6 separate regions of the Mus musculus genome follow, and all the other regions are linked to region 1. The links are chromatin loops, found by intact Hi-C in ENCODE. Cell type or tissue: left cerebral cortex. All regions are shown on one strand.

Region 1 (4,000 bases):
CGTGTGCACGGAGCTAACCTGCAGCCCCACATAAGGAGAAAGAGAAGCCGAGGCCACGTCATTTTTTATTTGTTCTGCCAAGAAAATCCAACTTCGAAGGAAAATGAGTTTGACTTTGAAACAAGTCCGCCTAACAAAACCAGTTTCCCCATGTATACTGAGTTGTATACGTAAGCGCGGTTAAAAAATGCTACCGGTGCTGTTCTGGGTGTATTTTACCACAATTCGTTAGCTGGGGGAAGAAAGATGCTCCCTTCTCTGCATACCGCCAGTGGGTGCTCACGTTATGCAGCTCCCCCTCTCTCAACAGCCAGTTCTTTCTGGTCATAAATACTCCCTCGCATTCCTTTCTTTGAAAATGCCCTTCGGATGAATTCCTTCCCCCGTGTAAGCTGGTGAGACGGGCCGCTTAGGAGACTGGCCTGCAGCCCACTGTCTGCATCGCTGGTCCACCCTCCTTTGTACAGTCTGTGGGTGGAGTGAGCAGTTACCCGGGGCAGCCAAGTGGAAAGACAGATAGATGCCTTCTCTTCTCCTAAAAGCTATTTATTGTTCTGAGAGGAACCAGCCATCAAAGAGAGCTGTGCCCCACCCACTCCTCCGGGCTTCCAGTTCTTGACTGAAAAAAAAAAAAAAAGTTAACACCCTACACCACACACCACAGGCACATCCTGAAAGATAATGAATGCTTGAACCCTGACTTTGTTTTTAATTTTTACTGTGGAGCGGGTCTAGGGAACGGCCAAAAACTTGTCTCCTCACTTTGAGGGTGCAGAGCTCACACCTCTCCCCTTTCATCAGAGATTTATTTAACCCTTTGGCTAGGCCACACGGTCCAAATTTCTTACTTTGTTTTCTGCCTCAGCAGAGTGCTAAGACTTCCCCTGTTCCCCACACCTGAAGCGCGTCGATGTGGATGGCAGAGCTGAAGACGAGGAATGTTTGCAGAACGGATGGAAACAGACCGACTGATGTACCACTGGGAATTTATCTTATGATCTGGACCATTTTACTAGAATGTTTCACTGTGGCACACTCGGGTTGGGAAGAGACATTGTGGCTTGATATTCTGCACTTGCAATTTGTCTGTCTGTCTGTCTGTCTGTCTTTTGTTCCCCCCCCCCCAGATAGTTTTTCTGGGTATCCCAGGCTGTCATGGATCAGACCAGCCTCCAGCTCAGACATCTACCTCCCAAGTTTTGGGATTAAAGGCATGTGCCACCATTACCTGGCTTTTTGTTTTTATTTTTAAGACAGGATCTCACTATGCCCAGAAACCAAGCTGGCCTTGAACTCACAGAGCCTTGCCTGCTTCTGTCTCTCCAGTGCTGAGACTAAAGGCAAGGGCCAAGAATGTGTGTGTACACTCACAATTCAGGACCTCTGCTTGCTCAGGCCCCACTCATCCCCGCCCAAAGATTTATTTATTATTATACAAGTACACTGTAGCTGTCCACAATTCATTGTGGATGGTTGTGAGCCACTGAGTGTTTGCTGGGATTTGAACTCAGAACCTTTGGAAGAGCAGTCAGTGCTCTTACCCACTGAGCCATCTCACCAGCCCCCTAGCAGAAGCTTTTAAAAAGCATTGGAAGCAGGGGAGGGTGCAGAGAGATCAGGAACATGTGGTAAATGATAAAACACACTGATTGTTTTTTCAAGTACCCCCTCCCCGCCCCCCTTTTCTGGTCTCAAAGAAGGGGGATGTCTATGCAACTGGAAATGGTCCAGTGTGGAAGTGATTCCCCAGTCTACCTCAGCACCCCACTGAAACAGTTGCTGTAGCCTCTGAGGGACCTTGCCTGTGCTGCTTAGCCACACCTTCCTCAAGTGCAATCTTTTACTGAAGACAATCTTAACGCCGGTAAAGCCTGCCACCTAGTGGTCATTATGATTATGACATGATATGGAAGTGACCCACTTATTAGAAGCTATCCCAGGAAGGCAAATTATATTCCACTTACTAGTTTTCAATTAAAAATTTGTTATTGTTGTTGTTATTATTATTATTATTTTGGCTTTTTGAGACAGGGTTTCTGTCTATAGTCCTGGCTATCCTGGAACTCACCCTATAGACCAGGCTGGCTTCGAACTCAGAATTCCACCTGCCTCTCTGCCTCCCAAGTGCTAGGATTAACGGCGTGCGCCACTACTGTCCGGCTAGTTTTCACTTTTTTTCCCGAGACAGAGTTTCTCTGTATATCCCTGCCTGTCCTGGAAATCGCTCCGTAGACCAGGCTGGCCTTGAACTCAGAAATTCGCCTGCCTCTGCCTCTGCCTCCCAAGTGCTGGGATTAAAGGCGTGGGCCACCACGCCCGGCTAGTTTTCAATCTTAAACTTGAAAGTAGATGTATTAATATAGTCTATCCCAGGCTGCAGCGAGTATATCTCTCCTGAAACTGGCTTCCCCAGGCCAAGAGTGACTTGGATCTAAGTTTATTCCACGGGACCTATCACAGATGGCGGAGGATGGCAGGGGACCCATCCAAGTTCTGCGGCTCAGCTCAGCAGCTCCGGTCTCTGCGAGTCATTTGCTTCATGGGAGTGGTTACTAGATGCTGGAAGAGCGAGGAGAAAGCAAAGAATGGTCAGTGGGTACGAAGTTCCAATAGGCTGGGGAATTTGGTCCTCCTGTGTAGTGCTGGCAGGGTGAGTGTGGTGAATAATATTTTTGGATATTTTACAATAGGTAGAAGAGATCCTTCTGAATGTCCTCAGCACAAAGAAATGAAAATTGTATGAGGTAATGAATATGTTAAATAGTCTAATTTGATTAATACACAGTATGTACATGTATAGATCATTCCACTGCATCTCCACTAAAATACATAATCACCACGTGTCAAAGAAAACAACAAGGCTTACCGCTAACAGCACTGGCTGCCTTGCAGAGGATCAGGGTTCAATTCTCTGTACCCACGTGGCTGTCCACTCCAGTTCCAAGGAGATTTGCTAACCACCCTCTTCTGGCCTCTACAGGCGTAAGACCGGGTTGTGCAGAGTATATATGAAGGCAAAACTTCCATACACACCAAATAAAGGATATCAAAATAAAGAAGCCAAGTGTTATAAACAACAGAAGCCAAGGATGGTAGCCCATACCTGTTATTCTCAGTACTTAGGACACTGAGGCAGGATTGCCGTGAAGATAGCTTGGGTTACAAAGCAAGGACCTGTCTCGACTTTCTCTTCCAAAAGAACAAGCATGGGGCGTGGGGGGAGAGAAGGAAGGGGGGAACCTTAAGCAAAAACAGTAAACTTTTTTTTTTTCAGCTTGAAAGTTCAGAGATGGGGCTGGTTCGGAGGACCTACTCCACAGCCATGAGCGCTAGAGCTCAGATCCCAGTGCCCAGGTAACATGCCAGGGAATCCTGCAAAACCTATAGCTGCCTCTTTCTAGCTTTTGTGTGGACACAGACAAGAACAAACGAGTAAATAAATAAAGTCTTTGCAAAATGAAGAAATTAAAGCTCAAATAGACCTTGTTCCCAGGTCACGGGTCATATCGATCATGGTACCTAACTTTCGACCGGCTCTCAGCCCCTTTCGACAGCATTGCTTGTTCTCTGACAACCTGCATTTGCCAGGAGACACTGTGCTGGGTACCAGGGAACAGCAGGCTAGAGCTCTTCTCCATCTCTGGTAAGAGACAAGACCTTTGACTGGATGCAGATGTGAAAGATGCAAACATCCAAGGTGATTCCCTCCTTCTGGTGATGTAAAAACAGGGAAGAAAGAAGCAGGAGAAAGGGGCATTAAGGAACTCTATGGCTCCAGTTTCTCGGAATGGAGTAATGACCTCAGCAGCTGAAAGAGAAGGAAGTTAGCTGTTTTAAGGACAAAATAAATTGGGCTTTGGTGGTGAATGCCTATAATCTCAGCACTGGGGTGGCTAAGGCAAGAGAAGCCTGCATCCAAGGTCAGCCTGGCTACATTGCAAGATCCCGTCGCAAAAAAAAAAAAAAAAAAAAAAAAAGAAAATCTCTCCTACAAACACTG
Region 2 (4,000 bases), 450 kb before region 1:
ACCCAGCTCCCTTCTGGTGTTCTTGGGAAAAGCGTGGTCATTCCTGCTTGTGCAGTTTTCCAGGGCCTTACCCTAAACTGCATGCTCTGTTCCTATCACAAAGCCAGGTCCCCAGCACCAGAAAAGACAAGACAAAGATAAAGAGAGTTAAATCAGATACTTTTAAGCAATAATCATTGGCTGAGTTACAAATAACAGACCCTGTATTTATTTGCTGGATAGGGAGAAGTACTTGCAAAAGTGTTTCCTGTATGAGGTTGTGGGCAGTTTCTGTGCAAGGTTGGAGTTCAGGCAGTATCTTTGTGATAGTTTTGTCAAAAATATCTTCTATTTGCTAGATGTAATCGCCATCTCAGAGGCTTGCTGCTGAATAAACTCACCCTTTCCACTCCTTTCTAAATTCTGGCTGGCTGATTCAGCTAATCTATTCTGGCTTCAACTCCTCTCCAAGCTGACTGATTTTCATCTGGCTTCTCTCCGTGTCTCCTGAGTTGCTCTGCTTGCCCTCAAACTAACTCTGGTAATCTATTCTAATCTTCTGGCTTCTCATTCTCTGGCTTTAACTGCCTCTGCTGACCTTCACTGAACTGCAGGAGCTCATGAAGGAACTCACTCAACTCCACTGTACTGTACTCGCCACTCTGACTCCCCACTGACTGACAAGCGCTAAAGACTGAACTTGCCCCTGACCTGAATAGCTTCTCTCTCTTGTGCCACTCAGATGAGCGTTGAGCATATTCTGTCAAATCTCCCTCTGATTCACCACTTTGTTTGCCCCTCAATTAGACATCGTTGTTTAGGATTAAAGGTGTGTACTAAGTGTGTGTCTGGATTCCAGCCAGATCACACAGACCTAGAATATCTTTGCACGTCATCCCTTGCCAGAGCTGCCATCAATCATTCCTTCAAAAGTGTTTTATATTTGTCAAGTGTTGACAAAGCCATTCCATTTTTTGATTCTAACAGCATTCATGTTTCTTTCACAAAAACCAAAGATCACACAGAAGCTGTATCAGCGGTGCATTGTTTGTAATGGAAGGGAGTTATAACATTGCGGGGAAGATTGGAGGAGGCAAAAGGAATACGCACTTGGCTGGATCAAGACTACAGGGAAAGACAGTATTCGGTGTGGAGACCAAAGTCTCTTCAGCACTTGCGATAGAAACCAGTAGTTAGCAACTATACATTGTATCATTCCTCAATTGTTTCTTGTGTGTTACTCATACACAATACACGAGTAAAACATGTACAACACAACTAACAACTCTGGAGCCAGAGTCGTTGATAAAGTTGCCCGAAGCCAAGGCTGTGACCCACGCCTCCACAGAACACACATCTCGGTTTCTCTGTGCAGGCCCAGTCTGGCGGGTTGCCGGGTACTTGGTGCGATGTCCGCTGCAAAGAGAGTGGGCAGATAGATTTGATCCTTTCAACATCTGGCTCATCCAATCCAGGTATGGTCTTTACAACCTCGGCAGCAGGAAACTGTTGGATACCTTCGCTTCCACCAGGGGGCGTCTCTATAAGTTTTGCCTGGTTTGGGGGGGAAAAAAAACCGCGAACATCCGGGACTTCGCCGCAGGAACGCTGACGTGATTGGACCCTCCACGGCCGCCGTAGTGCATCGGAAGCAGTAAACAGGAAGCCGGAGAATCGTAGCCTTGGGTTGAAGAAGACCGAGAGTTCCTCGGGGACTCGCTCAGCTCCGGCCGTTAGAGCCACTTCCTCCTCCTCCCAGTCCTACGGAAGCTCTGCCAGAGGCTGCCACTTCAGCGAGCCGGGCCATGGCCGAATATTCCTATGTAAAGTCCACCAAACTCGTGCTCAAGGGCACTAAAGCCAAGAGGTGAGGCGGCGCTCGGGAGGGAGGCGCGGTTCTCAGTGCATCCATCCCCGGGGCTCAAGGGACGGGGTAGCCAAGCCACCCAGGACACTCAGACCTGCGTGGACAGCCTCCCCGACACTTCTTAGCTGACGCTGCGTGGCCGGGGATCCCCCGAAACGGAGAGACCAGGAGTCCTACTTTTGCCCCCCCCCCCAGGCCTCCCCCTGCCTGCCTTGATAACTTGCTTTAAGGAAAGTTTTTTTTTCCACCGGTCTTTCCTGCAAATGGAAAAAGCAAGCGGACAAACAAAAACGCCCTGATTCTCTGCAGTGTAATATGTAGGGGGCAGGCAAAGCTGCATCATAGTGTGAGTCGGGACCTTGAATTCGCACCGGTGATGGGTTGATGGTTCGTTTGCTGATTTATTAGACGCTGGTTCTTGTTCCTCGAGACTATAAAAAAGAGTTATGAGAACTGAATGAGACAGCCAACTCAGAATATAACAGCCAAGTGGAGGCATGTGGGTGTGATTTATAGTTAGCCCTATAGAGAAAGATATCTTGCCCGATCCTATTTCCGTCCTCTTGAAGGATCTAGCCAAAGTTGAACACTTTATTTCCTGTATCACCGCTGAAGCAGTTTCAACAGGTACTTGTCAGCGAGCTTCGTGCTGAATGAGCTCGGAGCTTTATCCTGACCGAATCTGAAACTGTTTAAAATTTAGAATTTGCTTCTGAAGATGTTGTCGATAAAATACAAAGAAGTTAAGACAGCAGTTATTAAAACCTATGTAGTGCTTTCCATGTTTCCATGATTGGTTCTTTGTTTTTTTGAGACAAGGTTTCTCTGTGTAGTCCTGGAACTTAACTCTGTAGACTAGGATAGCCATGAACTCAGACACTCACCTGCCTCACCTCCCCCACCCCACCAACCCCCAAGTGCTGGGATTAAAGGCTTGGGCTGCAACCACAGCAAGGCTCAGAATTTGTTGTAAGCACTCTGAATAATCACTTTTCCCCTAAGATCTCTCCTCGTGTTTCCATTTATGGAGCTGTAATTCATAAGCCATAAACTCCTTTTAAAGTGTACAGCTAGTGGGGTTTAGTATATTTACGAGTTCACCACTATTTAGTCAGTAAGCATTTTGCCACTCCAAAGGAGACTGTTTAACCAACCATTAAATAGTCACACCCTTCTGCCCGCCCTTCCAGCTTCTGTCGACTGCTTTCCAGCTATAAGGATTTACTTGTTATGAATATGTTATGCCTGTGGAATTAAATAGTACATAGCCTTCTATGTTTGGCTTCTTTCACTTAGGTTGCTGTTGAGACAGGATCTCCGTACGTAGCTCTGGTTGGCCTGGAACTCACAGAGATCCACCCGTGTGCTGGGGGCTGCTGCTGTGTGCTATACCTGGAACTCACAGAGATCCACCCGTTTGCTGGGGGCTGCTGCTGTGTGCTATACCTAGCTTCTTGCTCTTCGTTTTGAAGAGCAATCCATCCTGTGGGCTGTGTGTTTGTTCTGTTCTGTGACTGAATGATACTATTTTTATTATGTTCTTTCTTCATTTGATGAGTGTTTTCTGCTAATGACAATGATGCTATCAGTTTTCTGGTTTTTGTGGACATACTTTTTTCATTTCTCTTGGATATCTGCGCGCACACACACACACACACACATGTGTGTGTGTGTAGAATTACCTAGGGTGTTATTTTTGATAACTCAGTGTTTAGCTTTTTGAGAAATGCTTTACAACAAGGCTGTCTTTAGTTAAGGGTTCTATTACTCTGATAAAACAACTTGACCAAAGACATGGGGTAGGGAGAGGGGTTATTTCAGCTTACTTCTGCTTTGCAGTCTGTCGTCTGGGAAATGAGGGCAGAAGCAGCTTCTCGGTGTTTTAAACCAAACATCTGTAAATTGTAAAAGATCGTTTATCCGTAGGTCACTCATAGAGCTGGAATGACTCCTGAGTTCTCACCTTGTAGTTCTTAACACATAACAGTATGTCCAAGTCCATGCATACATCTTTTTTCCCCTTTAGTAAAAAGAAAAAGAGCAAAGATAAGAAGAGAAAACGGGAAGAAGACGAGGAGACCCAACTTGATATTGTGGGTAAGCCACCTCAGTTCTTTTTATTTTTTAATTTTTTTCTCTCTAGAACCTCTTTTA
Region 3 (4,000 bases), 280 kb before region 1:
CTGCACACCCAAAGTGTGTGCTTACTAAATAGACCCTTCAACCCTGCACCAGCTTTTAGACAGCATAGCCCAGTATAAAGTGTTCCCAACTTTAATACATATGAAACTAACACACTAAGGTGTCAAAAACAAATTTTCCCCATTTCAGAAATACCTTTCTGTTCCACGGTTCAAAGCAACTGTCTGCTTATTAAAATTTTAAAAACCCAGTAAATTCTTACACTTTATACTTAGAAAGAAAGCACTAAATTTATGACCTATCGTTTCAGATAATTAAAAATATGTAATTTATAAATAATTTTAAACTCAATTTACATTAACAAAGACGTTTAGATACCCCAAGTCTCTAAGATCCTTCCAAACGCTTTGGGTGTTAACACTCACTTTGGAATATAATGAAAATAGCCCGCAGCTGCCATCTAAAGACCCTTGAAGAAAATGTACTCTCCTGATTAAGTCATTAAATCCCTGTTACTCAAACTATTCAAGAACTTGTTACTCTCTTATTTTTTAAAAAAGCTTTAGGCATGAGAATTCTTTTTTTTTTTTTAACTACATTTACCGAGGTGTACCTTCAAGTGCGAAATTCGGTATTAACGACGCCAGCCAGTGGCCCTGACCAGGAAGGTGATAGGGAAAAGGCAGAAGCAGGTGCACAAAAAGCTCTTGAACACCGGCTCTAGTAACCAGAGAACACCGAAGGCGGGGTCTGGAAAGCGGTTATGGGGCGGGGGTAGGAGGCGGTAGGGGCACCCAGAAAGCCCGCTTCTTCTAAGCGCCAAAGCACGATCTGTCACCCGTAGTTCCCACACCAATCCTAATACCGCCATGAAAGAAAGGGGAGGAAAAAAACGTTTTGTGTTTTGTTTTGGGTTTGGACCAGGCTAGCGCGAGAGGAAAAGTTGGTTCACGCAGACGCCCCCACAGGGGGGCCGAACACCTAATCCTTAACAGCAGTCTCTGCAAAGCAAGCCAGGCTGCCAGAATCCCACTGGACATCTCGCTTCCCTCCCACCCACCCATCCCCAGTCTCCCCCTCGCCCCCCCACCACCCATTCTAGATGTAAAGAAACTGGATCTTCCCGAAGGGGTGAAGAAGGGGCAGTGGGAGGAGCGCGGAGAAGGATTATTAAATTAACATTTTCTTAGCGAAAAGAACCTACTAGCAGGAGTCAGGAACGCCTCCAGGGGCCTTCCTGCTCCAAGAATAAAAGGGACCGCAGAAAACTCCCGGGCCACAGACTCTCTGCACCCAGGAGGATCCGGGCCGCCCGGGACCCCTCCCAGGATGGAATTCGGCGGGTGGGCTGGGAGGGATGGCGGTCCCCGGGGCCTCGGGCCGCCAAGGCCAGTTTCTTTCGGAACTCATCACCCCGAACTACAAGGCAACCTTCCCCTCCACCCTGGAGGGGGGTGAAATCTCCAGCACCGGGCGAGCGGTCCTCACATGGGACGCCCCAAGATCGTGGAGGCGCCAGCCAGCGTCGTCCCAGACGCTCGCCAGAGCTAGCGTGTCAGTCGGCGCCGAGAGGAGCCGATGACAGCCTGGGGGTGGGGAAGGATCGCGCAGCCATGGGACCTCAGAGTTAAAACGGGCAGGCGTGGCCCCAGGCCGCTTCCAGCGCCGCGCCCGCCTCGAACCACCCTGTGCTCCGGCCCGCGGTGGCCCAGGGCCGCGTTACCTGGAAACGAAGCCGCCCCTCCTGCCAAGGGCCGAGTGGCGGTCGGCCGCCCCTCCAGGAGCCGCCGCCGGCAGCGGTTCTTCCTCCAAGACCGCGGAAGGGAGGCCCACAAATCCCCCTCGACTGCCCAAAGCCCCAATGGCCGCCTTCTCTACATTAGCTAACTAGGCGCCAACCGCCGCAGCCACCGCCATCTTAGGACCTCATTGTGGTGGGAGAAGAGTGGGGGGCGGGGGAACTGCAGAGGGGGGGGGGGGCGCAACGCTCCGCGAGACGAGCGCGGTCTCCTCGGCAACGGCTGCGCGGGGGCGAGAACTCGCCGGGGCTGGAGCCGCAGTGCGAACTCCGGGCGTGCGGTGACCTGAGTCACGTGACGCTCGGGCCTTCCGTGGAGTCACGTACCGCCCCTCTAGTCAGGAAAAGATTTGTGCAGACGAACAACCTGGGAACTACACATCCCAGAATGCCCACTCAACTGGGTAGCCAAAAGAAACGGAACTACAAATCCCAGTGTGCTGTGCGCCTGCCAGATGGCTCCGCTGTGTTTTTTAAGGCTTGAGGCCTGTGGGGTTTATAAGTGCTTTAGCTCACTGCAAGTCTCCGGGCGCTTTCTAATTTTCTGTGGAGGCATGAGCTTCCAGATGGAGACCGGAAGACTGGGAACCCTTGTAGTGCATTCCTACCCACTTTCCTATCACGAAGGATACTGATGAGCCTTTACAATCTAACCCCTAATTTTAGCAAGGATATTAAATCAGTATGTCATGTGTGCTTAGTCGGTGGAAGAATCATAAATAAGATTGTCAGTGGTCATTGCCACTTGGAACGCTGTCCCGCTACTTTGTTGGTAGAAAGAAGTAGTTGTAAACAGAGTTTAATCTTGTGAAATTTTCGCTGAACGGATAGTCTTTGAAATCCTGTTTAATTTATATTCTTGCTAACGGCTGTGTTAAGGTTAATAAATGGATAAATAGTGTCATAAAAACAGCACAAAACAAAACTTTTTTTTTTTAAGTTGCAAGGCTTTCAATATGCCAGGCTCCGAAGTTAAGACTACCTGTCGATTTTAGTTGCATGCATACACATTCTGTTTTTAGACAGCTTCTAAATGTCTAAAATAGGATTTTTTTAAATGTAAAATAATGTAATTGAGAAAGAATAGGTTTCTGTTTTTCCACAATAAATTGCTCCACACAATTACCAACAAATTGTTTACAAAACAAAATACTACAACTCTCTCAGAGCACCACGGTTCCTATCAACTAAACTCTTCCTGCCCAGGGCAATTTACTACTGTGTCCATAGCCTTCTGTATTCGTTTTTATCCTGTTTCTGAGGCAACGTCTCTTGTATCTCAGGCTGGCCTCAAATCTCTGACTTCAGATCCTTCTGCTTGTGGAATGCTGAAGTGTAGCATTCCACCTCAATGTAGCTTGTATACATAAAAACATACGATACCTTAAGGAAATGAATCAGTACACTGCTGGAAATCAAACCCAGGGTTTCATGCATGCTAGGCAAACATTCTGTCAACTGAGCTACACACCCAGCCGGGTAGTGGATATTGAACCTAGGGCTTTTCGACATGACATGCTAGGCAAGTACTCTACTACTGACCTATAATCTTTAGGCCTCTATTTTTCATTTGGATCTGAGTCTCACTAAGTTGCCTACACAGATCTCTCTCTCTCTCTCTCTCTCTCCCTCTCTCTCTCTCTCTCTCTCTCGTGTGTGTGTGTGTGTGTGTGTGACTAAGTTGCTTACACAGAACTCTCTGTGTCTCTCTGTCTGTGTGTGTGTGTGTGTGTGTGTGTGTGTGTGTGTGTGTGTGTCTCTGTGTGTGTGTGTGTGTGTGTGTGTGTTTTAAGAGGATATGATTCTCTTTCATTTTGGGAGAAGTGCAGGGTGAATCTTGGAGAACCTATGAAAAAGAGTTGAGGTATGTGAATATGATCAAAATACGTGACATGAAAATTGCAAAGAATAAAAATACTGCATATTTTTAAATAACTTTCCTCAAGCATCACTGGTCTTTTAGGGAAATATGGGGAGTGGGGGAAGCCTGAGATGCTGTAAAATTATCCTGACTTCCAAAAATGTAGCTTGTATATATAAAGACATACAATACCTTAGGAAATGAATCAGTTTGGTATTAATAATACCTGATTATGACAAAATAAATGATATGGGCAGAAAGCACTTTAGTAGTTGGGACAGGGGGAGTAGGGCTATATTATCTCAAAAATAATAGTAGCTCTAGGACTTCTATGGAAGATGAAATATGGTACAGCCATCTGTAAAAATGTGGGAAACAAAGA
Region 4 (4,000 bases), 82 kb before region 1:
TCTCTTCACCCAGGGCACATGAATGTGTTCTACATAGAAAAGTTGTAAGTGTAGAAATGAAAAAAAAGCACCATGAATATAGACCTGAGTATAGAAGGCCTTCCAGTAACATGCATATAACAATAGAGATTAATAATTGTGACAGCACATGGTTTGAGCTTCCTTTTGTTAAATCATGACAAACAGTAGTAAGAACAAAGCCAGACAATGTTACTACATTTGCTCTGTGTAGCACTCTCGAAAACTAGCAAGACAGAACCAGCCTCAGAGTAGATGCTAAAAGGGCCTATTGTCTTGAGTCACCTCTGTCAACATCCTTATTGCATTTTTTTTAACTGAGAAAGAGAAGTCACTATGTGAAATTCATGGGGAACCAAATAAGAGTCCAAGGTAGCCAAAAACAATCTTGTGGGCGGAAAAACAAAGGCGATGGTACCATAATTCTTGCTTTCAAGTCTGTAATTAAAACAGTCTGAAATGGGTATGAAGGTAGATACATAGACCAGTGCAATGAATGGGACAGCCCAGAAACAAACCTGTGGACTTACAGTCCGCTGAACCTGGCAAGACTGACGAAAATACCAAGCAGAACCGTCCTCTCTCCAAGAGATAGCGTGAGGAGAATTAGATGTCTGTGGGTGCAGCGAACTCCAGCCTTCATCTCACCTCATACACAGTAAACAACTCAAAATGAATTAAAATAAGACTCGAAGCCCAAAAACCTCAGGAGGAGAGGCAGAAGGGGAGCGTTTCATGGCTTTGTCGTTGTCCGTGATTTCTTAGATTGATACAGAAGCCTGTGGCAAGCAAAATTGGACATGTGGGACTCCCCAACTCTTCTGCTTAGCCAGGGTGACCGTCGGTAGCATGGTAGGTGGCCTACGAGATGAAGGGACTGTCTAGAAGCCATATCCCAATGAGGGCTGACTTACCAAAGAGGAGTCAGGGTGTGGAAGGAGCTTTGATCTGCCAGGTATGCAGCATTCTCACCATAACTGATGTAAGAATAGCTTACATATCTGTAGGTAAAGAAAATGTGATGTATCTATGCAATGGAATATTAGTCACAGTACGATACAAACAAAGTAAATGGGGCCAAGGAGATGGCTGGGTGGTAAAGGTACTTGCTGTGAAACCATAGGACAAGGTACTTCGGGTTATCTGTAATCTGCTGTTGGGGGATGGAAATTGGGAGGGGAGACGCAGAGTCTCTGCAGACTCGGGGCCAAGGTACCCTGGTGGACGCAGCCAAAAGGGTGACAGACTATCCCAAACAATAGATGTCAAAAGTCTGATAACTGATGGTCGTCCCCTAGCCTCTCCACGCACAGTGTGGCACATGTGGCACTCACAGGCACGATCGCACGGACATAACAAGCACAGAAGGGAGAAAGGAGTCTTGCTGACTCCGATTACTTTTGGTAATCTAAAGCTGTGAGACTCGTAGCAGCGTAATATGTAATGGCTTCTCGGCACTGGTGCTGCTGGCCAGGAAATGGGAAGCTGCTGTTGAGAGATTGCAGTTTTGAAAGATCAGGACGTTGTTACAACACGTACAGTTACGGCATAGTTAACAGTAAGTAGCATAGGCTTAAATTTTGTTGAGGGTAGATATTGTGTTCTTGCTATAATGAACAGAGATGACACACACAACAAACAACAACAACAACAACAACACAAAACCAAAAGACTCAACACTACCAAAAGCCAACTAAAGTCTATTCCTTTTGAACGGCTCCTCCTTATGTAACCAACCAAACTTTGCTTCACTGGTTTTCTGTGGTCTTTGCCTTATGCTGATCCTTAGGACGTTACAAAGTAACAGCAGACACCTTTCCTCTTTGTTGCACTCATGCCAGGTGGCCACCAGGGGGCAGATGATGCTTGGGAAAGAACTGAAGCTGAGCCGTTTGAAGCTTGTACCTAAGCACAGTTTGTTGGTTGGGAGGAGTTTTTTGTTGTTGTTGTTGTTTTTTTGTTTTTTTGTTTTTTTGTTTTGTTTTTCAAACAGGAGCTACATTTGGTTTTCCTTTACACTGGTATTATTTGCATTATTTCAGCTTCTTTCTGCACTTAGGGAAAACGGCTAATATTTAATGTGCATGGGATAGGTAATGATAGTGGAGTTCAAATAAACTTTTCTTATCTTAAATTTATTTATTTTTTTAATTGTAAATTTATTTTATTCTATGTGTGTGGGTGTTTTGCTTACATGCATGTCTGTTTATCACATGCGTGCATGAAAGGGTGGGACTGGAGATGATTGTAAGCTGTCAAGTAGGTGCTGGGAACTGAACACGGGTCCTCTGGAAGTCTAGCTGTTACCTGCCAAGCCTTCTCTTAAGCCCGTTAAAATGAAATTTTTAGTAAACGTACCTGATTGGTGACTGGATTGGTTATTTCTTCCTTTGGGTAGTGTAAGCTAGTGGATTTCTTTGTGACAGAATAGTTTACTGTTAACAAAAACAACCCCAACCCCTGAAAAAAGAGCCCACCCAGAAACCAAAATCGGACTATGTGGACAGTGGTGTGTCTATTTGTGACACCAATCTTATTTCTCATTCAGTTTATAATTTTGAGTCTCACTGATACCTTTTTAACCGTAATTTTGATAGCATAGGGAGAGCTTGTGGTTTTTTGTTTTTAATATTCAGAATTTGGGGACAGGTGTTTTTAACAGTTTTAAAAATAACAACCTGTGATCTAACAGAGGAAATCAAAGCTGGAACGTCTGTTTCTTTGACTCTTAATTCAGTGGTGTGACCCTCTGACGGGGATCGCCAAAGACCATGGGAAAATGTTAAGATTCATAACAGTAGCAAAATTACAGTTATCAAGTAGCAATGAAAACAGTTTTATGGTTTGGGGGGCCCAGCATGAGGAACTGTATCAAGCTATAGTAATTCCATTGTTGTTGCTGGTTCTGTTAGCAGGGAGGTGTTCATTCAGGAGGTTGGTTGGGTGTGGGTGTGCTCGCTCAGCCCCACAGTGACCCTCTGTGGGTTGCCATCCTCTGACAGGACAAGGCATGGGGTGTGAGCAAGGGGGTGAGTTGCTTCAGTTCTCCTCTTCTCCTGTCCCCTCGGATTCTCGGATGCTGTGTGGGATTTCTGAATGGGTTTTTAACATCTAGTGAGCTGTTAATGGAGTAAGGTTTGTTGCCTTGTGATATTGTTTACCGAGTCTCAGAAGCAGCAGACCTGGTACAGGGCTAACTTTTCGTTTTTAGTGTGGCTCTCAATACATGAGAATTAGAGTTGACAATTTGACAACCTGTCATTAGCACAGTAAAAAAAAAAAAATGCTGTTTATTTTAAAGATTGGAAGTATTTGTTGCTTGAGGGTTTCGCTCTGTTGGCGTGTTTTTCATCCAAGTAATGAGGTTTATGTATATCTAGGTAAAGCACCTGGGAAAGTGCCCAGGGATAATAGTGTGACCCTGTGCAGTTAAAAAGCAATGGAATCGGTTCACCGATTGCTCTAATGAAGTCTTATTTCTTTCTTTCTTTATTTAGCCTAGCTAATAAATAGACATTAGGCATGTGAGGTGGTTTATTTCATTTCGCCCCGTTCCAAATAGTGACAGGACCTGCGACATCATTGGCTGTTACATAAAGCTCCCGAGACCACCCACTTTCTCCTCCCCTTTCCATCCCAGTCGGGAACCACAACAACCCGCGGCATGCACAGTGTGATGTAATTCAGGCTGCTTGCTTCCTGAGCTGCTCCTCACAGATCTTGCTCAGACGAAGGGCATTGTTTGTTAGCAACATCTGGAAGAGCAAACGGAAGCCTGGAGCTCTGGGATAGCTAACTCTAGCTACCCCCCCCCCCACGCACCCCCCAATCTGGGTGGCCTGGCATTAGCATGTAAGCTTGTTTTTCTCTGGCTGTATCTCTTGGCCTGGAAGAACCCCGAGTTGCCAAGAGACACAGTATGTGATGGTCCCTGGAAAAGCTGCTTCCCCTGCGAAGTTCTCCCACTGGCTTCGAAGACATG
Region 5 (4,000 bases), 170 kb before region 1:
TGAAACAGGGATTTTTAAATAGAGTCTTCAATTTTCATTTTTCCTCCCAGAGGATAAAACATGCTAACTTTTCTTTAGAACAGAACACCACGAAGTTATGCAGAGTTGTCTTCTTATCCTTAATTCTGGACTCTGGAGCAGGTCAGCATTCAAGTTCAGAGGTCAGGAACATGGCTATATGCCCAGAACCAAGAGGGATAGAGAAGCCAATAGGCCTTAGTTCATGACCATTTGGCTGGACAGAGTCTCTGATGATGCCCCCAGATCACTTCTGATTATGGGAATGCAATGAGAAGCTAAGGTTCTGATTTCCACACCTTCAAAAAAGTGACAGTCACATCTGCACCGTGACTGCCTCTAAACTGTGACGTATCTCCAATTACTTCAGTGAGTGGTTGTTTTTTTAAATTTTGTTTTCTTCTTTCAATTTATCTTACAGAAATAAAAAGTAAAACTGATTCCATATTCATACATAGAACTAAGTCGCACAATGGAATGCAGTGGTGGTGGGAATCTGGATGTGTGTGGATTATATTGGGCCAAATCATCGGGGGCACGTGGCTTATAAAGGCTTAAATAATATGTTTAACACAAGGAGGATTTTCCTTAGGGAGGAAGCATGTTGCTAATTAGCATAATTATCTCATGACTTGCCAGAAAAAAACATCCGGGGCTTTTTTTTTTTTTTGGTTTTGTTTTGTTGGGTGCCTTTTGCTCAAGGGAGAATTGTCCGATGGTTTTTAATGCTGTGCCACTTTAAAACTAGTCACATGATTTTTTTCCTAACGTCAGACAGAGTTGATATTACGACAGGGATTTCAAAGATAAGCAAGAGGTGTTATCTACTGGAATATGGAGGGAAAAAAAGGGGGAGTCGGGCCTGCTCGGCTGGGTTTGTGCCTGCCTTGGCTGCCCTCACAGTGTGACCATGTGCAAGTCACTTGGCTTTTCTGAGCTTCGGTTGCCTCACTCAAATAATAGAGATAATAATCTAACCTATTTACAGCAGGGTCTACTTGTGAGCGAAGAATGGATCATTGTTCACGTGAAAGCACTTAAAGCTATAAACAGCAAAGCTATTAGATCATCCAGCATTCGTGGTATAGGCAACCTCTGAAATGCTGCTTCTGCTCCCTCACCCCCACCCCCGTCCCCCGCCTCTGCGCTCCAAGAAATGTACTGAAAATGCTTTTTCAGCAATCCCAGGCCACGTAGTTTTATATATGTATACACACATGCATACATTAAACTTAGAGTTCTGGGTTGTCTGACATGTTCAGGAATGTTTTTATCTGTTACAAGCAGGCTATCAATCTTTAGGGAAAAAACCTTATATTAAAATATGCTTAGTGGAGGCTGAAATTTCCTCAGTTTGATTCAAGAACAAGGACTTTGGCTTTCAAGTGGCCAGACCTAGCTTCTCTTCCTAGCTTCTCCCACTACCCCAACCCCACCCCCATCTGAACTTCTAACAGTCGGAGTGCTGGTTTCTTTAATCTTTAATAGGTGCTCGCTAGTAATCTGCTCGGAAGTCTGAAGACAATATAGGGCGCAGGTGGGACTCTCCGAGAACAATCAGTGCTGCTTCCTTATAAACCCTTACGCTGATAAGCCTGCAACTTCCCCACCTCCCAACTCCAAAGCCCTTCGCGGGACAGGGAATTCTGGCTGCGAGGGGACCCAGGAGGAGCCAATCCTCCCTCTGGCTAGCTAGCCTGTCCGACGGTCCTGGGGCCCCAAAGTTGGGCTTGGCAGAGCTTAGCTTTCCCACCAGGACGTGAATGGTTTGGGGTCGCGCGGGACAGCCAGCCAAGCGCGCAGTCAGCAGCGGTGGCTTTGCGACACACGTGGCAACAGGTGCAGCGCGATCCAGGACGTACGCCCGGGGCTTGTGGCTTATGTTGACGTTTAGCCAGGGAGCCCGACCCGGCTGGCGACCGTAGTGGAGCTCCGCGGGAGTCATCGTGCCTCAAGGAACCCCTGCTCGTCTCTCAGGTTAGTTTTTTTGGGGGGCACTGCCCCTTCTGCCCCCCTCTCCCCCCCGCAACCTGGCCTTTGTCTGGGCTCTAGGAGCCGCCGCGGGCGAGGGGCGAGGCCACCCAGCCCAGGATCCTCCGCCTTCGCTCCTCCCCCTGGCGGCCCGGGGCGGGGAGGCTGGGACGCCCGGGCTCCGGGTTCCCGGTTCCCGCCTGGCCGCCAGGGTGCTGGTGCGGGTTGGGGTCGATCTGCAAGCCCCAGGTACAGACGTCTCCAAGGCAGGACCCGCCGAGGGTGCAGAACGCCGTGGCTCCCCCCAGGGCTGGCTCCCCGGCTCTGCGGGCAAGCGCGGAGTGGATCCCATTCCGTCGCCCATCCCGGCCGCGGTGGGGACCTCCGGAGAACGAGGAGCTGGGGAGCGGCGACTGCAACGCACTCACGGTGACCGGACTGGCTTTCCGGGGAGGGGGGCGGGTGTCCTAGTGGGTTTCAAAGTAGGAGGAGTGGGGAGGCTGAGCTCACGTGGGACCCGCGGGGCTCCTGCAGGACAGCGGGCTGCAGTTGCTGTCACCTTGAAAGTGACCGAGGCGGTGGGTTTATTGTGGATAAAGGACAACTGTCAAGTTTGCATCCTCGGTGGAAAGCCGCCCACCAAGCGCTGGATTCTGGCTCTGGACCTGGCAGCCTCAGGCTTCCGGCTGGGCGACTTGCCGGGGTCCATTCCCACTAAGCAGTCAGGGCAGAAAATATGGGAGAAAGGGAATTAGTGCAGTTCCCCAGGTCCTCATGCGGGTTTTACTCCCTGCAGCCTGCGGGTTCTTACAAACTCTAAGGGAAAGCCCACGTTGAGGGTCGCCGTATTGATTACTCAATAGAGGACTTAGCTCGAATTTCCGCGAAGTCTTTGCGCCCCCCCCCCCAACTAGGGTGATCTGTTCACTTTTCACTTGTAAAAGTGACACATTGAATTGTAAACATAGCTTGCATACTGGCACTCACTCTGCAAAATGCTACTTTTAAATTGTCTTGTGTTCTACCAGAGGAAATCCAGTGTATTTTGTTTGTCTTAAAACCAGAGTCTTAGGCAAAACAGGAGGAAAGCGAGCTTTCATGTTCTGCCAGGTGATTGGAGTTCAATCAAGGTATCAAATCACAGCGCGGTGGGGGTGGGAGTGGATTCCGGGGATCCGGAGACAACTTGTGGGAGGGCAAAAAAGAGGTGGGGTCGGGCCCCCGCTAAACATATGACCTCTGTAAGGAATGTTTTACAAATAGGTTATCAGTTTAAATAGTTCATCCCCGTTCTCTCCAGCAATCCCTTTAGGGCAATCTGTACTCTGTTGTGTGGGTGTGTTTAAACTTCTTGTTTACAGATTTATTTCTCAAGAACTGTATCGATAAGAAAAGTTATGCAAGAAAACCTGTTCCTGCCCTGTTTTTTTAAAAAAGGCATAGAATTTAGTTTAAAATACTTTTAAAATGTTGTATCGATCTTCACCTGAACCCTCTCTCCACTGCCCCGGCCCCCCCCCCCCGTGACCCACCCCCTTGTTCAATGGATGGAGCGAAGAGTTTTGTATATACCAAACACCTGGATTATCATTGATAGCTGCCCCAGCCCCTCACCTGTTCCTTTTAAAAACTAGATTTATGTGGGAAACAAATTGTGTTTGGGAGAGGTCTGTACCTTTTAATTAACCGTTAGGAATTCAAGGATAATTTTTGTAGGGTTTAGCTAGGATTGTGAAATTCTGGATAAATTTCTTGTAGACTTTTTGGAAACTAGAGTTACAAGAATTAAGCTTTTAAGAAGCATGTTGATTAGTAACCCTGAGAGCTCTGATTTCAACCGGAATGGACCGCTGATGTATACAGTTTGATACATTCAGGAAAATAAGAGTCAATCCCACCATTTCTCTTTTTCTCCCCTTTGTAAACTATAATGAAAATTCCCCCATTATATAAAGCCTTCAAAATCTTAATAAGTGTTACACATTATATTCTATACACGTGTCGATTTACT
Region 6 (4,000 bases), 230 kb before region 1:
GCAGAGGCAGGCGGATTTCTGAGTTCCAGGCCAGCCTGGTCTACAGAGTGAGTTCCAGGACAGCCAGGGCTACACAGAAAAACCCTGTCTTGAAAAACCAAAAAACAAAACAAAACAAAACCAAAAAACCAGTGATTAATATTATATCAGGAAAATTAGAACAAACTGTAACATAGAAGTTTTTGTATGCCAAGGACAGATGAGTGTACTCCAAAGGAGGAAGAAGGAAATATTTGAGTTTTATGATACTCTAACAAACCTATCTAGATTGGTGCCATATATGTAAAAAAATTAACTTGGCAACCCAGACAATAGATTATTTGATGATAGCTGGGGGAGTTTTAAAAGGAGGTTTGGGTCCTGTTTGCTCTTGAAGATGGAAATATTTGATATGGTAACAGTTCAAAGAAGCGATCTGACTAGTGAAAGCCACATCTGACCAGGCCAGCTCAGTCACCTCAACAGGGTGGAGGTGGAAAGATGGGAAAGAAAAAGACAATTAGACAACAGTATAACATGAATGACGACTCCAGCAGGTGCTGAAGCTAAAGCAGGTTTGTTTTTTCCAGTCTGCTTTTATAACAATCTAGGTACATACAAAGAGTAAGCTCAGTCCTGAGGCATAAACAAAGTAATCGATTAACAAGGCAACAATCAAAGTAATCAAACAAGGCAATAAACAAAGTCCTGTGGTCCCTGCATCTAGGGGTTTATCACAATGACCAAAATACAAGGAATGCAATACTTTCCTCAGCTGTATTGACCTGGAGCCTACTTCCTAGTCCTAGCCCAATGTCAAATTCCTGCCGAATTCCTAGAAACAGCCCCCAATGCTCTCCTCACACATCTTGGCTGTAGATTAGAGAACTTGGATGCACCAACTACCCAGGAAGCTGCAGCAGAGCCCCTCCCCCCAGTCTTATTTTGCTAATCATGGCTTCCTGGCCAACCACAAGGTAAATAAACACTGCTCAACTGGGAGGATGTAGGTGAAGTTTACAAAGAAGTTTTTCTTTGCTTTTTTTTTTTTTCCTTCTCCTTTTTGTTTAAAAGCTACTAAGAACTGAAATACTAAGCTAAGCAGTGGTGTCACAGGCCTTTAATCCCAGAGCTTGGGAGACAGAGGCAGGAGGATCTCTGTGTTTGAGGCCAACCTGGTCTACAGAGTGAGTTCCAGGACAGCCAGGGCTACACAGAGAAACTGCCGCTTCAAAAAAAGAAAAATAGGAGCTGGTGAGATGGTTAAGATCGACGACTGCTCTTCCAAAGGTCCTGAGTTCAAATCCCAGCAATCACATGGTGGCTCACAACCATCCATAATGAAATCTGATGCTCTCTTCTGGAGTGTATGAAGACAGCTACAGTGAACTTACATATAATAAATAAATAAATAAATAAATAAATAAATAAATAAATAAATAAATATTTTTTAAGAAAAAAAAACACTCAATAAAAAAAAAAGAAAAATGAAAAAGAAAGGAGAGGGCGGGGGAGGTAGAGGGAAAACTGAAAGAACTGAGTTATTTAATTCTCAACACTCCAAGTGATTTGGGATGGATCGTCACATATACTATGGGACCGAAACTCACCTGTTTAAATAACATTTGGTTGTAGAAAAGTCTCAGGTTTGAGAACATGAAAGTTTTGTGGGAAAATGGCAGAAGTCATTATCTAAAAGTTCTAATCATTTCTTAGCAAGTTTCTCAAGAGTACTTTCCTTCTGATTGCTCTGTTTTCTTCTGTTCTCCCACTAGGTGTCACTCTGCAAACCTGAACGGTGTTTACTACCGTGGTTCCTACAGGGCAGAAACGGATAATGGTGTTGTGTGGTACACCTGGCATGGGTGGTGGTATTCCTTGAAATCTGTGGTTATGAAAATTAGGCCAAGTGATTTTATTCCAAATATTATTTAGTTGCCCTCATTGGGATCTCCTTTCTGTAATTCATCTTGGTTTACTTGAAAATAAATATTTGAAAAAGATATAATTCTGAATAACACACTCATGGCCATGGTAATTGTGTGTGACTTCTCATTCTTCATACTGCCTTTATTACTTAATGTACTTTAAGTTCAGCAGATACACAACATCCACCAAATAAATGCAGATTATGTTAATGTTTACCAAATTGCTATGTGCATACTGATATGAGAAGAGGTTAGAACTGTCTAGAAAACACCACAGACTGATTAACATGATTAACTAATAACCCAAGCTTAAATTTGTAATAATAAATCACATATGCCCGGGTGTGTTTAGTGCACGCCTTTAATCCATGCACTTGGAAGGCAGACACAGGTGGATCTTTGAGTTCAAGGCTGGCTTGGTTTAGAGAGCGAATTTCAGGATAGCCAGGAAAGACTTCACAGAGAAATCTTGTTTAGGGAAAAGAAAACAAACAAACAAAAAAACCAAAATAAACCAATAAATCATATATAACGCGACTGACAGAGAGAGAGAGAGAGAGAGACAAAATCTGGCAAAATATGATGTTTTGTCCAAATCAGCTACATACGTATTACACGTTGGGCTTTGGATTAAAGTCTGTGGCTACAGAGTTAAACTGTTAAGCGCAGTCCAGGCTCTTCAAAGGTATAAGCACTACTCACATGCTCAGGATATTTCTGCTGTTTCCACCTTTCTTCATAGGCCTTATTTTACACATGATGTTGGTTGACAATGGAGAAGTAACCAGAGGCCTCATCTTACTTCATAGGTCAGCCCCTGGGAGAGGTTGCTGCTGCTGAGCTGAGAATTTCTGTATCTGAGTTTTGGTTATAAGGTTAGTGAAAAAAACCAAAAACTCAAATCTAAGTTGTTCGGTACTAGGCAATGAATGGATCTTCTTGAATAACTCTGGATTGGTGTTTTTTAAGTGAAGATAAAAGAAAGATCTTCCAAAAACTATTTGCATGCTAACCCTGGGCCAGGCTCAGAAGATACAGCTTGAGCCCACACAGCTAAGGGAGAAAGGCACAGCAACCACATAAACATGAAATTGTAAGTTGGTTTTTGTTTGTTTGTTTTTGTGTTTTGTTTGTTTGTTTTTTGAGACAGGGTTTCTCTGTATAGTCCTGGTTGTCCTGGAACTCACTTTGTAGACCAGGCTGGCCTCGAACTCAGAAATCTGCCTGCCTCTGCCTCCCAAGTGCTGGGATTAAAGGCGTGTGCCACCACGCCCGGCTTTTGTTTTTATTTTTAACCACAGTGTCTATAATAGGTAGGGCAGCAAGATGGCAGCCTCCTGCTGGTGCAGAGAGAATCACTTTTGTAAGATTACTTTGTCTGAGTAATTTGACATCTTCAACCTATTAGAACTGTGACAAAAATGCCTATCTTCATTCTGTACCTCGAGTCATTCATTTTAGATATATTCAGACAGCAGTACTTTCCTTGGCTCCTGGACTCGTCACTTCTGTCCAAAACACAGTATGCAGACACACTGAGACAGTCCATCATACAGTGACCCCCTTGGATCCCAGCATCCTCACTGTCAGTCAGAACTATAACATACAACTGACATGAAAAGACAAGAGAAATATGGTAAAATAGGTCACCCATCAGTTCCTTGGCCTTCATTCTGGCCTTTGGCTAAAAAGAAAGGATAGTTATAAGAAAAATTATAGAAAAAGTCACCTGCATGAAGGGAGTACTTGAGAGTGAGTGTTCTGCAATGAGACCCGCAGTAAGTTCATGGATGAAATGATGATGTTTTGGAAGAAGGGGCAACTGGTCTTCTGATGATCCTCATTAGATATACTTCTAGCTAATGAATCTGAAGGTGTAGTTGAGAACTTTCACAGTTTCCAAGTTGTAGATGGTAGATACTTGTATACATGACAACCTTGCAAAAGTGATATGTGTTAAACTTGGTATAAATTGTACTAACTGATAGGTAAACATAAAATACTGACACTACTTATAAAGGTCTTAAAAGTTAATAGTGTAAATATTCCTAGAGTTGGTCACGGATCTAAAACAGCAAGTAAATATTTCCTCC

The links. A loop is a pair of places that touch in the nucleus more often than their neighbours do. Peaks named below come from ENCODE experiments on the same cell type or tissue, not always from the same donor. Only the 100,000 strongest peaks of a DNase experiment are listed, where the experiment ranks them.
Region 2: a loop joins it to region 1, with 5 times the contacts of the local background. A loop is called at or near these places in 7 of 42 quality-filtered maps.
Region 3: a loop joins it to region 1, with 4 times the contacts of the local background. A loop is called at or near these places in 17 of 42 quality-filtered maps.
Region 4: it touches region 1 in a loop (9-fold over the local background); 33 of 42 quality-filtered maps call a loop at or near these places.
Region 5: a loop joins it to region 1, with 2.7 times the contacts of the local background. A loop is called at or near these places in 5 of 42 quality-filtered maps.
Region 6: a loop joins it to region 1, with 4 times the contacts of the local background. A loop is called at or near these places in 11 of 42 quality-filtered maps.

What each region holds. Positions count from the first base shown.
Region 1 is chr8:40,959,767-40,963,766 of GRCm38, reverse strand. All of the region lies in intron 2 of Pdgfrl (platelet-derived growth factor receptor-like), which reads right to left. Among named protein-coding and RNA genes, the nearest start is that of Pdgfrl, 36 kb to the right of the region's middle. In left cerebral cortex, CTCF peaks have their summits at 272 and 1,886 (motif pointing left); DNase peaks (open chromatin) are centred at 319, 1,872 and 2,402; H3K4me3 peaks cover 598 bases; H3K27ac peaks cover 701 bases.
Region 2 is chr8:41,414,746-41,418,745 of GRCm38, reverse strand. It overlaps Frg1 (FSHD region gene 1), which reads left to right and starts at 1,628. Exons shown (of 9, transcript NM_013522.3): 1 at 1,628-1,846; 2 at 3,873-3,943. The coding sequence starts at 1,785. Gm50494 (a long non-coding RNA gene) reads right to left here and starts at 1,620. Exons shown (of 2, transcript XR_003947538.1): 1 at 1,497-1,620; 2 at 1,011-1,395. In left cerebral cortex, a CTCF peak has its summit at 1,507 (motif pointing right); DNase peaks (open chromatin) are centred at 1,587 and 2,301; H3K4me3 peaks cover 1,445 bases; H3K27ac peaks cover 521 bases.
Region 3 is chr8:41,237,646-41,241,645 of GRCm38, reverse strand. Pcm1 (pericentriolar material 1) reads right to left here and starts at 1,887. Exons shown (of 38, transcript NM_023662.3): 1 at 1,683-1,887. In left cerebral cortex, no CTCF peak of the experiment used is centred here; DNase peaks (open chromatin) are centred at 783, 1,229, 1,622 and 2,108; H3K4me3 peaks cover 2,743 bases; H3K27ac peaks cover 1,981 bases.
Region 4 is chr8:41,041,591-41,045,590 of GRCm38, reverse strand. The region is part of intron 5 of Mtus1 (mitochondrial tumor suppressor 1); the gene reads left to right. Among named protein-coding and RNA genes, the nearest start is that of Gm16193, 9.4 kb to the left of the region's middle. In left cerebral cortex, a CTCF peak has its summit at 1,856 (motif pointing right); DNase peaks (open chromatin) are centred at 1,872 and 3,673; H3K4me3 peaks cover 858 bases; H3K27ac peaks cover 966 bases.
Region 5 is chr8:41,131,899-41,135,898 of GRCm38, reverse strand. Mtus1 (mitochondrial tumor suppressor 1) reads left to right here and starts at 2,173. Exons shown (of 14, transcript NM_001005863.2): 1 at 2,173-2,418. In left cerebral cortex, CTCF peaks have their summits at 1,936 and 2,137 (motif pointing left); DNase peaks (open chromatin) are centred at 2,239 and 2,622; H3K4me3 peaks cover 1,840 bases; H3K27ac peaks cover 699 bases.
Region 6 is chr8:41,189,435-41,193,434 of GRCm38, reverse strand. It overlaps Fgl1 (fibrinogen-like protein 1), which reads left to right. Exons shown (of 8, transcript NM_145594.2): 8 at 1,755-2,001. The coding sequence ends at 1,914. Among named protein-coding and RNA genes, the nearest start is that of Fgl1, 24 kb to the left of the region's middle. In left cerebral cortex, a CTCF peak has its summit at 1,763 (motif pointing right); a DNase peak (open chromatin) is centred at 1,778.